Linked DNA regions of Mus musculus: region 1 is linked to region 2. The links are chromatin contacts, found by Hi-C or POLR2A ChIA-PET in ENCODE. All regions are on one chromosome and are shown on one strand. Each heading gives the region's core, a stretch centred on a gene start or an enhancer-like site at or near the end of the contact. The rest is flanking DNA. Distances are from core to core; before and after follow the strand shown. Region 1 overlaps Maml3 (mastermind like transcriptional coactivator 3). Region 2 holds the start of Maml3 (mastermind like transcriptional coactivator 3).

What was found. A loop is a pair of places that touch in the nucleus more often than their neighbours do. ChIA-PET counts read pairs that join two places held with the same protein, here RNA polymerase II (POLR2A).
Region 1: a loop to region 2 is called in a map of left cerebral cortex, with 6 times the contacts of the local background. The contact joins the enhancer-like site here to the promoter of Maml3 in region 2. A Hi-C loop is called at or near these places in 8 of 37 maps with a recorded cell type or tissue (Patski, T-helper 1 cell, T-helper 17 cell and 3 more). POLR2A ChIA-PET finds 5 or more read pairs at or near these places in 1 of 5 experiments (Patski).

Annotation. Positions count from the first base shown.
Region 1 is chr3:52,066,358-52,072,287 of GRCm38, forward strand. All of the region lies in intron 1 of Maml3 (mastermind like transcriptional coactivator 3), which reads right to left. Among named protein-coding and RNA genes, the nearest start is that of Maml3, 36 kb to the right of the region's middle. Within about 2 kb of position 3,659, at least 1 of the 3 ENCODE cell types and tissues checked has a DNase peak (open chromatin) inside an H3K27ac peak, as active enhancers do; it is heart, where a contact is called at or near this core.
Region 2 is chr3:52,100,982-52,107,373 of GRCm38, forward strand. Maml3 (mastermind like transcriptional coactivator 3) reads right to left here and starts at 4,025. Exons shown (of 5, transcript NM_001004176.2): 1 at 2,698-4,025. The coding sequence starts at 3,162.

The sequences.
Region 1 (5,930 bases), core at 2,409-4,908, 35 kb before region 2:
CCAAGTTCACTTGTCTGTGAACACTAACCTTGCACCCAAGCAAAGCAGAACTGTAGCTACGTCACTCAGCACCCCTTCAATGGGTGGGGTGACAAACTACTGAAAGTCACATAGAGTGTTGTCTGACATGGGACATGGGAAGTAGGTTAATGGGAGGAAGTATGCTGTCCTCTGATTGGAGGGCAGGAGGCACACACCTGCCTTTCCTGCTATGTTCTCAAACCTAATTCACACACACACACACACACACACACACACACACTCAAGGCATGCAGGCAGTGCTCGTTCCTCTCATTTCTGGAGGTCTGTGCTGTGGCCACTGCTCTTTCCGACACCTGGCACACCTTGGTCATATCCTCTGCAGAGTGCACAGGAAACACAGACTTCTCTCCAGATCCTCTAAGCCACCCCTCACCTGCCTACTTCTGCCTTCCAATGCAGAGTGGAATCATTCTGGCTTCTGTGTCCCCACAAACTACCTCCAACTCCATTAGAGCCCTTATCACGCCATACTGCGGAATGACCTGGGCAAATCTCCTCAGAGACATTAGTACAAGGCCCCTGTGTTCCTCTGTGAACTTTCTACAGTCACTACAGTACCTGGCACCAAGGAGGCTTTCAAAACCCATTTGCTGAATTAAAGAGTTGTGTCAAACAGCAAGAGTTCTTTCTCCTTTTGTCTAAGCAGGGGCTTGTCTTAATTAAAATAAAACTACAATATTATTAGGGTTTAAAATCATATAGCCATATATAGCTGCATATAATTACAGTGCAATCAAACCTCTGATATTTTTAGGTGTCTCCTTCCCTGGAAACTCTCTGTAGCTACTCTTGATAAAACACTGATGAATTTGTACTCAGTAAGGGTAGTGTTTTTGGTTCTTGTGTGTTTATATGTGTGAGTGTATATGTAGGTGGGTGTGAGACACACAGACAGACATGCGTGTGCTCGTGCTCACTCACACACACACACACACACATACACAGAGCGCAGGCAAACACTTGCCATATGGAAGGCTGAGGACACCTGGAGTGTTTGGGGACACCCCTCCCTCCTTGCCCCCGTCTTATATAAAGCAGGCTCTCCAGGCACTGCACACGCCAGGTTCTCGTTCTCTGATCTTCCTTTCCCATCTCTCCACAGCAGCAATGGAATTACAGACCCAAGCTACAGTACAAGGCTTTTACATGGGTCCTAGGCTTTTGAAGTCCAGTCTTCAAGGCTTATGCGGCAAACACTTTATCCCCTGAGCCATTTCTTCTGCCTTCTTCTCATTTCCAAAAACTTTCTATTCCCAAATATTTAAGTAGAGTGAGGTAATAAGTCTCCATTACCCAGCTTCATTTCTGGCCTACACTTCTTCATCCATGTTTAATACCTATTTTCCCTTGCCATATTACATGAAAGAAAATTGCAGTCATAATATTCCACCCGTAAATATTGTAGAATGTACCTTTAGAACTTAGGGTTTCTTGGTTCAAATAGGCAGCCATAGCATGATCATCACATCCAAGGAGTATTGAGCAGCTTTCCCTAGCTTGACCTAATCGTCATGAGTGTGGAAGCATCTATTTTTTCAATTCGCTTGCCCTAAGGTTTTCAGCAGGGGAACACACTGCTAGACAACTCACAGACCAGGTGACTCATTTATAAAAAGTGCCAAGCTCGGGTCTGACATGACCATAGCATTCCTGCACCTCACTTCAACACAACCAACCATGTTCGACGTTTGTCCTACACAGCTATGCAAAATCATTTGTTTTCAATTCATTATTTGTTCAAAGATTTTGAGTAGACTTCCACACGTAAGTTCACACTACCGAGTTCTTCATAGCCCCTAATAATCCATTAAAAACAAAACAAAACAAAAAACAAAGGCTTAGTAGATGTTTTCCTTCCTCTTGGAACTAAAGGTCTTACTCTCCATGAACACTCTCAATTTCTGCTTTTAAAATAGAACTCTGGGTAAGGGGGGAAAGATGCCGTAGTACAATTAACTGAGTATGCCAATGAATGCACAGAGTGAATGTCTCCACCAACAGAACCCTGCATCTGTGAAATGAATGTGAAAGACCATCTCCAGTATAGCTCGAGGGAGGAATGGTCTCCTCAGCTGACACTGGCATTCATGTTCAGACTCAAGAACAAGTGTGGAAGTTCACTTCTTTGGGACTCTAAACATGTGCAAAATACTCCTTGACTGAAACTAAAAACAGGTGCAAAATGTAAATATATCCAATTTTTGAACTGAGATATTTCTGGAAAAGGTAAATATATATGTATATATATATGTGTGTGTGTGACAATTCATTATTAGATGGATAGTAAAATAACTATTTTGCAAAATTAAAATTCACATATATGTATGTGCCTTTAAAGGCACATATGTGTGTGTGTGTGTGTGTGTGTGTGTGTGTATATATATATATATATATATATATATATATACACACATAAATATGCTTTTAAAAACGTGTGCATGAAATGGGGAGGGCTTGTGCACATGAGGACCCTCCAAAGCTGGAGAACAGCATCAGACGTTTGGTAACATCCACCTGTGTGCTGGGAAGCAGTTAGTGCTCCAACTGCAGAGCCATCCCTCCAGCCCCAAACTGATTTCTTAACAAAGCAAATATCATCCTTTTGAACTTTGCATTTGAACCTAACAAATTTTCCCGCAAAATATGCAAATGAGACACACATTCACGTGTCTATTTTAATCCAGAAAATGGGTACTGATTCACCTTACTTTGAAAGAAAAGTGATGGAGAAACATGTGCCAACTCTGAACTCTAACCATCCAACCTGCAACACTCTGGTTTGCTGACAGCATTTCTTGTTATTTTATTCTTTCCTTGAGATTCAGAAAAGCTGATTCCACAGAAACAAACAAGATGGGACTACAAAATGGCTAAGCAAGTAAAGGCGGTTGCCGCCAAGCGGGAGGAGCTGAGTTTGATTCCCAGGACAACCTACATGGTACAAGGATAAAACCAACTTGTCTTCTGACCTCTGTAGTGAGTGCCCCCTAAAATAAATAAGTGTAATTTAAAACCGAAAATAAAAACACCGTCCTGAAGAGGTTAAACACAAGACTGAAAATCTCTTTCTCTTTGCTGATACTTTCACACAATACAAAAGGCTGTATTCGGGCGGCTGGGCGTGGTGGCATTTGGGAGGCAGAAGCAAGTAGATCTCTGTGAGTTCAGGGACAGCTAGAAATACGCAGTAAGATCCTGTCTCAGGGACCAGGGACGAAAAAAAGAAAGAGAGAGAGAGAGAGAGAGAGAGAGAGAGAGAGAGAGAGAGAGAGAGAGAGAGAGAGAGAAAGCAAGCTAGAGCTGTACTACAATGGCTACATATTCTGAACAACCAGCCAAATTAATCAAGCTATGCTGCATAAACGAGATCTGAAGTGTCGCTCGGGCGCTCTCCTGGGAAAGACACCCACACAGAGAACATTTCTCTTGCTTGTTCTCTTGCGCTCCTGACGGACAGGAGAAATCAAGAGGACGTATGTTCTACAAAACCAAATGATCAACCTGAATCGACTGCCTGGGTTCAATCCCTTCCCGATGCCGCGGGAAAGTGCCGCTCTAAGCCCAGGCGCTAGCCCCACTGCTTCCCTCCCGCCATCCTGGGCAGCTGTGGGCTCTTGCAGACAAAACCATTAGAGCTGGCTGACACCCCACGGGGCAGGAAATGAATCACCGCTTTACTCAACCGAAACTGCGGCAGGTTTTAAGGAAGCTAAGCACAGTTGGCCAAATTGAATCAGTAGCAGTTAGCTGGTAAAGAAGTGTCGAGGGACTGTGACCAATGACAAAGGATTAGCATTTTGGATCTGCTTTTCCACTCTCGGAGCAGATTTTTAGCAAGCACAGGTGCCTTTCGTGTAAGGTTCCCTGTGGCTGCACAGACCACCAACAGGTCCCTGCGAGGACATGCTAGACACCCGAGGTAGGTGAGGCTCCTTGACACATCCAGAGGTCCAGGCTCTGGCTGCCTTTGGTTTTCACTGGAATATGTCTTTTTAAAAAGGGTCAGTTTCTTCCTCAAATTTAGAAGTTCTACAGTTTGTTCTCAAAAATTGGGGCTCTGTCTCATGTGAACTGAGGTAGGTCTTAGATCTTAATACAAGAAAAATGGGAGTTAGGGGCAAAGCCATTATCTTCGATTTTCTTTACTACAACCTGAAAGCAAACATTTGTGAGGCTAATGACAATGATCCAAACACTGAATTTTCTTAAACCCAGGCTATTGTCTTCCTTCAGACGATGCTTCTCTGACTTGTCTGCTGACCACACAGAAACCTAATTTTTAAGCCGAAAGCTAGTTTCAAATGTAGCTTTATGTTTTATGCGCATTTTTAATACAGACCTTTAAAAGTCTAATTTGCAGAATATTTCCCTAAGAAAACAATCAGGTGTTTCCTAGGTAACAAAGCAAGGCATTCCCAATTAGAAAGAAGTCTTTTCCACAGTTCTGTTTAGAAATCAAAATACATCTAAGTTGACAGATGACAGAAATTGGTCAAATCAAATTTTTCCCCTCCAAGTCCCACAAAGGTACACGTTAAAAGTTTCTAAATTACAGCCAGATCTCCAAAGAGTTACAATCGTCTCAGGTTAGCACAGGAGTAGAACAGGTTTTGTAAGCACACCACACAACATCTGAGGTCATTAGTTCATATTTGAGAAGAAAGCTACTTGGCTCAGCTGGTAAAGGCACTTGCCACCAAGACTGACTGCTTTGAGTTTGATGCCCAGGAGCTGAACAGTAGAGGGAATTGACTCCTGAAGGCTGTCCTCTGCCTTCCAAATGCACACTGTGGGATACACACACACACACACACACACACACACACACACACACAAGCTAAATAAATGTTATTAAGAGAGAGAGAGAGAAGCAGAGAGAGAGAGAAAGATAGAATTTTTAGTCCACAAAACTGACATAGTGCATAGGTAATTCTTGGGAAACCTGTGTGTGACATTTCTAGGGTTTCTCACAGGCCACTGCACATAGTAATTTATGCAAATACCTCAGAGAAACAAACCTAAAGAAAGCCCACTGGCTCATACCTTCTAATGCCTGCAGTAAACAAGGAGATTCACAACTGCAGGCCTTTCTTCATCCCACAGCTAGACATCTGGCAGAACAGATGCCCCTTCATCAGCCACAACCTCCACATCTAAACATTTAAGAGTTTGGTTTTTTTTCTATTTTTCCTAATGTGTTCGGCCTTCTAAAATATTAGTCATGGGCTGGAGTAGAGGGTAGTGACAAAACATTTGCCTAGTACACAGGAGGTCTTTCCTGAAAATAAGTAACAGCCGTAGCAACAGCAACAACTATCTATGGATAGAATATATGGAACCAGACGTAGGCTTACTAGCTATAGAACCGTGGTCAAGGCCCGAGACCATTCTTGTGCCTCAGTTTCCCCAGCTGAAAACATCCCTACCTCCCTGGTTAGCTCTGAAGATGAAATGAGTCACTGAATGTTTTACTGATTAGTACAGCACATACTATAAATACCACATGAGTGTTAACCAATCCACGGGTGAAGACCGGGCATTAGAACAAAGATTATGGCAGGCGTCCTATTTACGCCAGTATGAAAGAGTGAGTTCCTACCAAGACCACAGTGTGCAACACTGAAGGGTTTCAGAAAGCCCCGGTTCATTCCTATGGTCAAGAGTTATATTACAGTGCTGCACCAGGGGAGACAACCCAACAGTCCCCAGCTCCAAAAGTAACATCTGTGAGAGTCACTTCAGAGCCAGGCCCAGTGCTAATCAGATTCTCTTTCATTGTCCCACACAGCAAAGGAGGACACACCAGGGAAGGACACTGGGCCCTGCATGCACAGTGTAATCCTTTAAACCAAACCAATTATTTTCCTAAGGGATGTGGGGACAATGAA
Region 2 (6,392 bases), core at 2,775-5,274:
TGAATTCTGAAACTAATTATTTTCCAGGAAAATGTAACCCATAAAGGATGGCTATGTTAATTTCTGTCTCTGTACACAGACTCTACACACACGTCTTTGCTTAGGATTGAAACGGTTTATTTTCATCCCACGCGTCACACATTCTTCACACTGGCATCTGTGAGGTGCCTGTGATTCGGCAGAAGCTAGAATATACTGTTTTGCACACGGGTTTGGTATTTCTATAAGTCAATAAGCTAAATTATTGAAAACTGGTAGAAAAAAATTGATTTTCAGGCAATCGTTTTTCAAGTTTGTTATTAACTTGCCGAAGTAGAATTCATTGAGAAATTTATAGCTGTTGTCTTCATCTATTCAAATAAGCATTATATTTTCATTTTGAAGTTAACCACTGTCTTGGGCGAGCTCCCTCCTAGGAATTCTCAGAATACAGGCTGGCTGTACCTGCGGGTGTCTTAGCACAGAGGCGCCCCCCACCCCTGTCTTCCTTCCACAACCTAAAGGTGGTTAAGGGAGTACAGAGCCCAGAGAAAAAACTTTTTGGCTCCTGACTCTACTCCTTTTGCCTTCGAACCAGGTCTCTAAAAAAAGATAGTGGCTTTTGTTCCACAGTCGTTCAGTACCCCGCCCCCAGCATCCATCCCCAAAGGTCGTAAACTGTATCAGAAGACGGGAATTTTGGATCTCACGCAAAAAGTCCATTTTGATGCAATTGGGAACAGAAGGTGTGTGAACATTAAAGGGGGTTGAGGGGCGGGCAAGAATGGAATCCTTGATGCCTGGCTTATTCTACTACAGCCTCAGGTTCGCTATCTCCCATGACTGAGAGTGAGGGCAGGGAGGGGGACTAGGGGACTGCGAGAGACACAGATGACACCTAGGTCCCCCAGCTACAGTCAAGACCCCGATCTCGTCCCAGCTCAGGGTACAATCAGGAAAAAGCCAGTGTGTGCGTGGTTTAGAGCTTCCTGTTTTTTAAGACAGAAGCTCCCTAGAAGACTCTGGGACCCGGGTTCTTCCTCCCACCGCGCTGGTGGCCTGGGGCGGCGGAGGGGGCAGGGCCGGAGGCACTGGGCGGTCCCGGGGACTGCGCAGGGCCGCCAGGCGGACAAAGCGCCTCCCGCTCCCTCCCCCACGGCCGCGTTCCAAAAGGGAGGGGAAGGAGGGCCCGGGGGGGGGGGGTGGGGGGTGGAGAGGGAAGCACGCGAGGGAGAGAGGGGAGGAGGAGGGCGCTGCCGGCGGGACTGGGCGGGAGCGCACTGAAGAGGGAGGGCAGGGAGGAGGGGCCAAGGAGAGCAGAGAGGAGGGAAGGATTCTTGAAGCCCAAGATAAACAAATTGTTCCTCTTCACGTGCGGGGTGGGGGGCGGGAGCGAGCCAGCTCTGAGGCCTTCCCCTCCCCCACACCGGCTCTTTGTCACCGCCCGCCCTCCCGAGCGCCCGGCGACACTGGCACCACCCCTGGCGCTCCGAGATCCGGAACGTGCGCGTCGCAACAGAAAGCACTCGGGAGAGGGCGGCCGGCACCGGGTTCCGTGCAGCCGGTGAAGGCACGGTGGGGAGAGCGAGCGCGCTCCGTGGAGAAAGCTATTACCGGGGCCCCGAACCTAGCGACACGGTGGGGGAGGGAGTGCACACACCTTTCCCAAGCTTCCGGCCTCCCCCCTCCTCCTCTCCCAGAGAAGAAAGCTAGAGAACCCTAGAGAGGAGATAAGAGAAAGGATTCCACCCTCGGGGTTAGGGGTGGGATCGGCCCCTTCCTCCTCCTAGCACTTAAGCCATTGGCTGCGCATCCTCCCGCGAACCCACCCACCCGGCCATTTAAGCCTTTCTCCTCCCTGCTTTCCTCCACTCCTCCGGGCTCGTTACCCGTCGCCGGAAAGTTGGTGAAGTGCGAGGTGGGGGCAAGTTGGAGAAGAGGATAGGGAGCAAGCCTAAGCCTTAAGGCAGGGTCAGAGCACAGCTCTGGCTCCCCTGCGCCCCCGCCTCCTTCTCGACCCCCTCGCAGCTGCCCCACCTGCCCTGCCACAGCCGCGGGTCTAGAGCGACGAGCGCAGCGCTCGCGCGCCCGGCATCCGCGCGCGCCCCCACGAGTACGCGCGCGCAGCCACCCTCACTCGCTTCTCACCCACTTCAAAGTTCATTCACAAAACTCTCAGACTTTCCCAAGCCCAAAGGAGAGGAAGTCAGGGACTCTTCCTTCCCCTCCTAAGGGTTCAGGGCCTGGCGCCCACTCAGAATGTGCGACAGCATCAATTTCTCCCTGCACCCGGCGGATGTGATGAGAGGGGTGGGCGAAAGGGGACCTATCTGGGGAGGCGCGGTGGTACAGAGAAAGGTGAAGGCGGGGCGCGGAGAGGAGCAGCGTGGTTTCTACTCCTGGGTTCACTCTGGTTCGCATCGATTTCTAAGACAAGGAGGGGGAAACTTTTCCTGCACCTCACTCTGGCACTAAAGCTCCCTCCTCCCCTTGGAGTCGTGACTGGCTTCTCTCCCTCTCATCCCTTCCTCCCCAAATCTGACAACCCTGACAGATTAACAGGTAGCGGCGGCGGCGAAAGCGTTTACCCTGAGAAAAGTTGACGTTAACCCTTCGTCTCCATCCCACCTCATCCCTCGGTGCAAATCAGACCCTCACAGCCCCCAAGCCAGGAACTCCACGCCCCCGACCCCAACGCGCACCCCAGTGAGCCCTCACCATGATCAGCGTATGGTTCCTCTGCTCGGCTGAGGCAGCCTCCGCATCTTGCTGGGTTTTACTCGGGTGCTGCTGCTTGCCGCTGCCGGCGCCCGATTTCTTGGCTCTCTGCTCCAGGGTCCTCTGATAGAGGCTCACGGTGTCCCGGCGCTCCAGCTCCAGCTGCTCCACCTGAGCCTGCTGATACCTGTTCTCGCAGTTGACGTGGTGCCGCCGGCAGCCCTCGATGCGCTGGCGGAGCCGCTCGACTACCGTGCTGTGCTTGGGGACGGCCGCCGAGCTGCCGCCGGGGCCCCCGGAGCCGCCGCAGCCGCCGGCAGCGGGGTGATTGCCACTCGGAGCAACCGGAGTGCTATTGGGAGTATTCACGCCGATCCCGGCCCCGCCGAGGCTGCTGCTCAGGCTGCTGTTGATGCAGATACTACTACCATTCGCGGCGGCAGCGGGGGCTGCGAAATCCCCCATCCTGCTCCCGGGGCACACTATTTTGGAAGAACTTTTTTTTTTAATCCACCCCCTATCAGCCTTCTCCTTGGGTCCAAGGATTAAAATAGTTTAAGTGGAACGCGGGGGAGACGCAAGCACATGGATGAAAAAACAGCGATCCCCACGGGGTGAAAAAAGGGGGAAGAGATTTTGGGGTGTTTTTTTTCCTTAAAAAAACTGTAAAGATCGAGGGGAGAAAAAAAGGGGGTGTTATCAGAATACCATCAGACACCTATCAACAAATAGAATCCCAACAAACTGAGCCGGCAGCAGATCGGCTTGCAACTCAAGGGGAGATCCGCTCCTCGCCTGCCTCCTTTTAATAATCCATTATTTTCTAATAAATTCCAGGAGGTTTCCGGTGGTTGGCAAGCATTTTCTCCCTACGTACCGAAAAACACACCCCATGTACACACACGAGCGTGTGCCTCCAGTGCGGACACGCGCGACACACACTCACTCCACGCCGCATCGGAAAACGGCGAGCTTGCTTATTGCATTTTCCTTCCACAAAAAAGTTTTGGTGTTTATGCCGCCCCGTGTTCTCAAAGTACTTTGGCTGCTCAGTTGCATTTCACAGGAGCCTAGACATCGAGTCCTCGGGCTGGGCAAGTAAACACATGGACAGTCCGAGGCGACTGCAAAAGTAGATCGCTGGAGTCCTTTGCGAAACGCCGCGCGGAGAGCAGCCACTAATGCTCGGCCAGGCTGCCGCTGCCGCCGCCGCCTCCGCCACCATCACAATGATCAACTGCTCGCCGCCGCCGCCGCCTCCTCCTCCTCCTCGCGCTCCTCCACCTCCTCCTCCTCCTCCATGCCAGCGGAGTGATATCAGGACGCGCGAGCTCAGTAAACACGGCAGCGGCGGCGGCTGGAGGCCGTGAGACAAGCCCGGGGACCCGGTGCAAAACCCGGCCCGGACTCTCCCCTGGCGGGAGCGGGCGCGGCGCGCACCGACCTGACTCCCGCCTCCCTTGCCCCCCCACCCCCTCCCCTTCCCCAATCCAGCTGCTCCCCAGGCTGGGAAGCCCCGACCTGCCAGGAAGAGGGGGGAAAACAAAGATTGGGGGGAATCTTAGGAGTGGATCACCTTTTGACCCGTGTGTGTGTGTGTGTGTGTGTGTGTGTGTGTGTGTGTGTGTGTGTGTGTGTGTGTGTGTAAGTGAGCGCGCGGCGCGCGTGTATGTGTGTGTGCGCGCGCGCGAGTGCGCGGGGACGCGCCAGGCTGGCTGTGTTTCCTTCTGCCCAGCGAGGTATCCAGCGAGCCCAAGTTGTTGTTATACATTTATGCATTATATTGCAGAAATGTGCATGACCAGGCAGAAACAGTGCAGCTTCCCAGCAGCTGTCATCCCCACCCATGTGAAATGAAATAGGCAAACGAGTGGCTTGTTTTCAAGGCCCAGAGAAGACCCTGCTAGTGAACTCTTGCTCAAACTCTAGGACCCTCTTTAACTCAAATAATTTTTTTTCCTTACGTTTATTTGTTTATTGGGAAGAAGTGCCTAGTGCCACACCCCACGCACGCTTAGAAGTCAGAAGACAGCTTTGTGGAGTCCTCTAAGGTGGGTACTTGAGTTTGAACCAAGGTTGTCAAGATCTGGGGCAGTCAGTCACCTTTACCTCCTGGAAATTTCATCAAAGTACCCATTCCTCAATGAACAGAACTAAGCAGTCAAAACAAAACAAAACCTTGGGATATTATTTATTTCTCTGTACATAACGACTGTGGTTATTATGACGATTATTGTTTTATTTATCCTTGAAAAAAAATAAAACCAAGCAAGCAGGGACTTGGAGGTGAGACTAACAGTACATTTAAACAGACTGTTTTGAACACTAGGTGCTAATGACGGCAGCAATTAAGGGTCCTGCCTAAATCAAGTGGAAAGATTGCAGATTTCATGCTTTAGAACTATAGAAAGAAAGAAAGAAAAAAAAAACACAGCATTTCACAGTTTGTTGTGACCAAAACAAAAACAAGCCAAAAAGTGTGTGGGGGGCAGGCTTAGCTTACCACTAGATATATTTTTTTATTTCAATGGATTCACATTCACAATAGCACGATTGAAATGGAGTAGCTGCAGAGAAGTAATCTCAGGTTTTGTTAATTATTATCACACATTATCTACCCAGACACTGAGTAGAACATCTGACAAGAAAGTTCAAACACCCTTGGCTCAGTCTTACACCATTGCCCAGAGACGTCTGCAAAAATGAAAAGGCAGAAATTGCTAGCACTTCTGGGGTCCCTGGGCTACAGACCTCGATGGTGGGGTGTTCATGAAACGGCTTTTTGAATGGATTTGGGGGGGGGAGGGGGTAAAAACACAGCCCTGTTTTCTAAAGTACCCAGGAATAAAAGAAGGCTGGGCCTTGTTTTTTGTATGACAAAACTTTTCCCGGGGAGGTGCGATACACACACCTACTCATTCCAGACAGAGAACCCACCACAGACCAGAGAACAGATGCCATCAAAGGTCCAACTTAAAGAACCAATGAGTTTCATTGGTGTTACTTACAGGAATATGGGTGAGGGGTTCCTTACTGGAGCAGAAATTACTCAAAGACAGCTGCCTCACCACAGCCCACCACAGCCTGGGGACAGCTCACAAGAGCTGGAAACCCGGAGCACACTGCACAGCCTACAGGCAACTCAACAGGCTGGACTGGGTCCTTTCCTGGAGGTGCCTCAGTTGACCTAAACCTCTTCCAGGTAGCTTGGCTGGTTTCTGCAGCTTCTGAGTAGCTGATCTGATCCCAGTCTTCTTTGCAGCTTGGCTTGTCTGAGTGTTTTTGTTTTTGTGAGTTGGGTTTTTTTTTTTTTTTTTTTTTTAACAGTTTCTTTCCCAAGTCTGAGAGCAACTCTTAGCTTCTATCATTTACTCTGGCTGAGAGGAGCCTAGTGAATCTGGTCAGTTTCAGGGACTTCCTGAAGCTGTTTTGAGTAATTTACCTTCCTGCTTAAGGAGCACTTATGCATTAGTCATGAAGAAGCCTCTTCATTTCTTGGCTTTACTGTTTAGTAGCGATGCTGTTTCTAACCTCATAGTATCAGATATCTGTAGCTATAGTTCTCTTCATTTAATTGGGTCTATATGGTGAGCTGTATCTTTAATACCCACTGAATTATTTGGCTTTGAAAAGGGGGAACAAATTATTTATCTTGGTGAAAGGCTATAAGAGGGAAAACCTAATAGGAGAGGGTC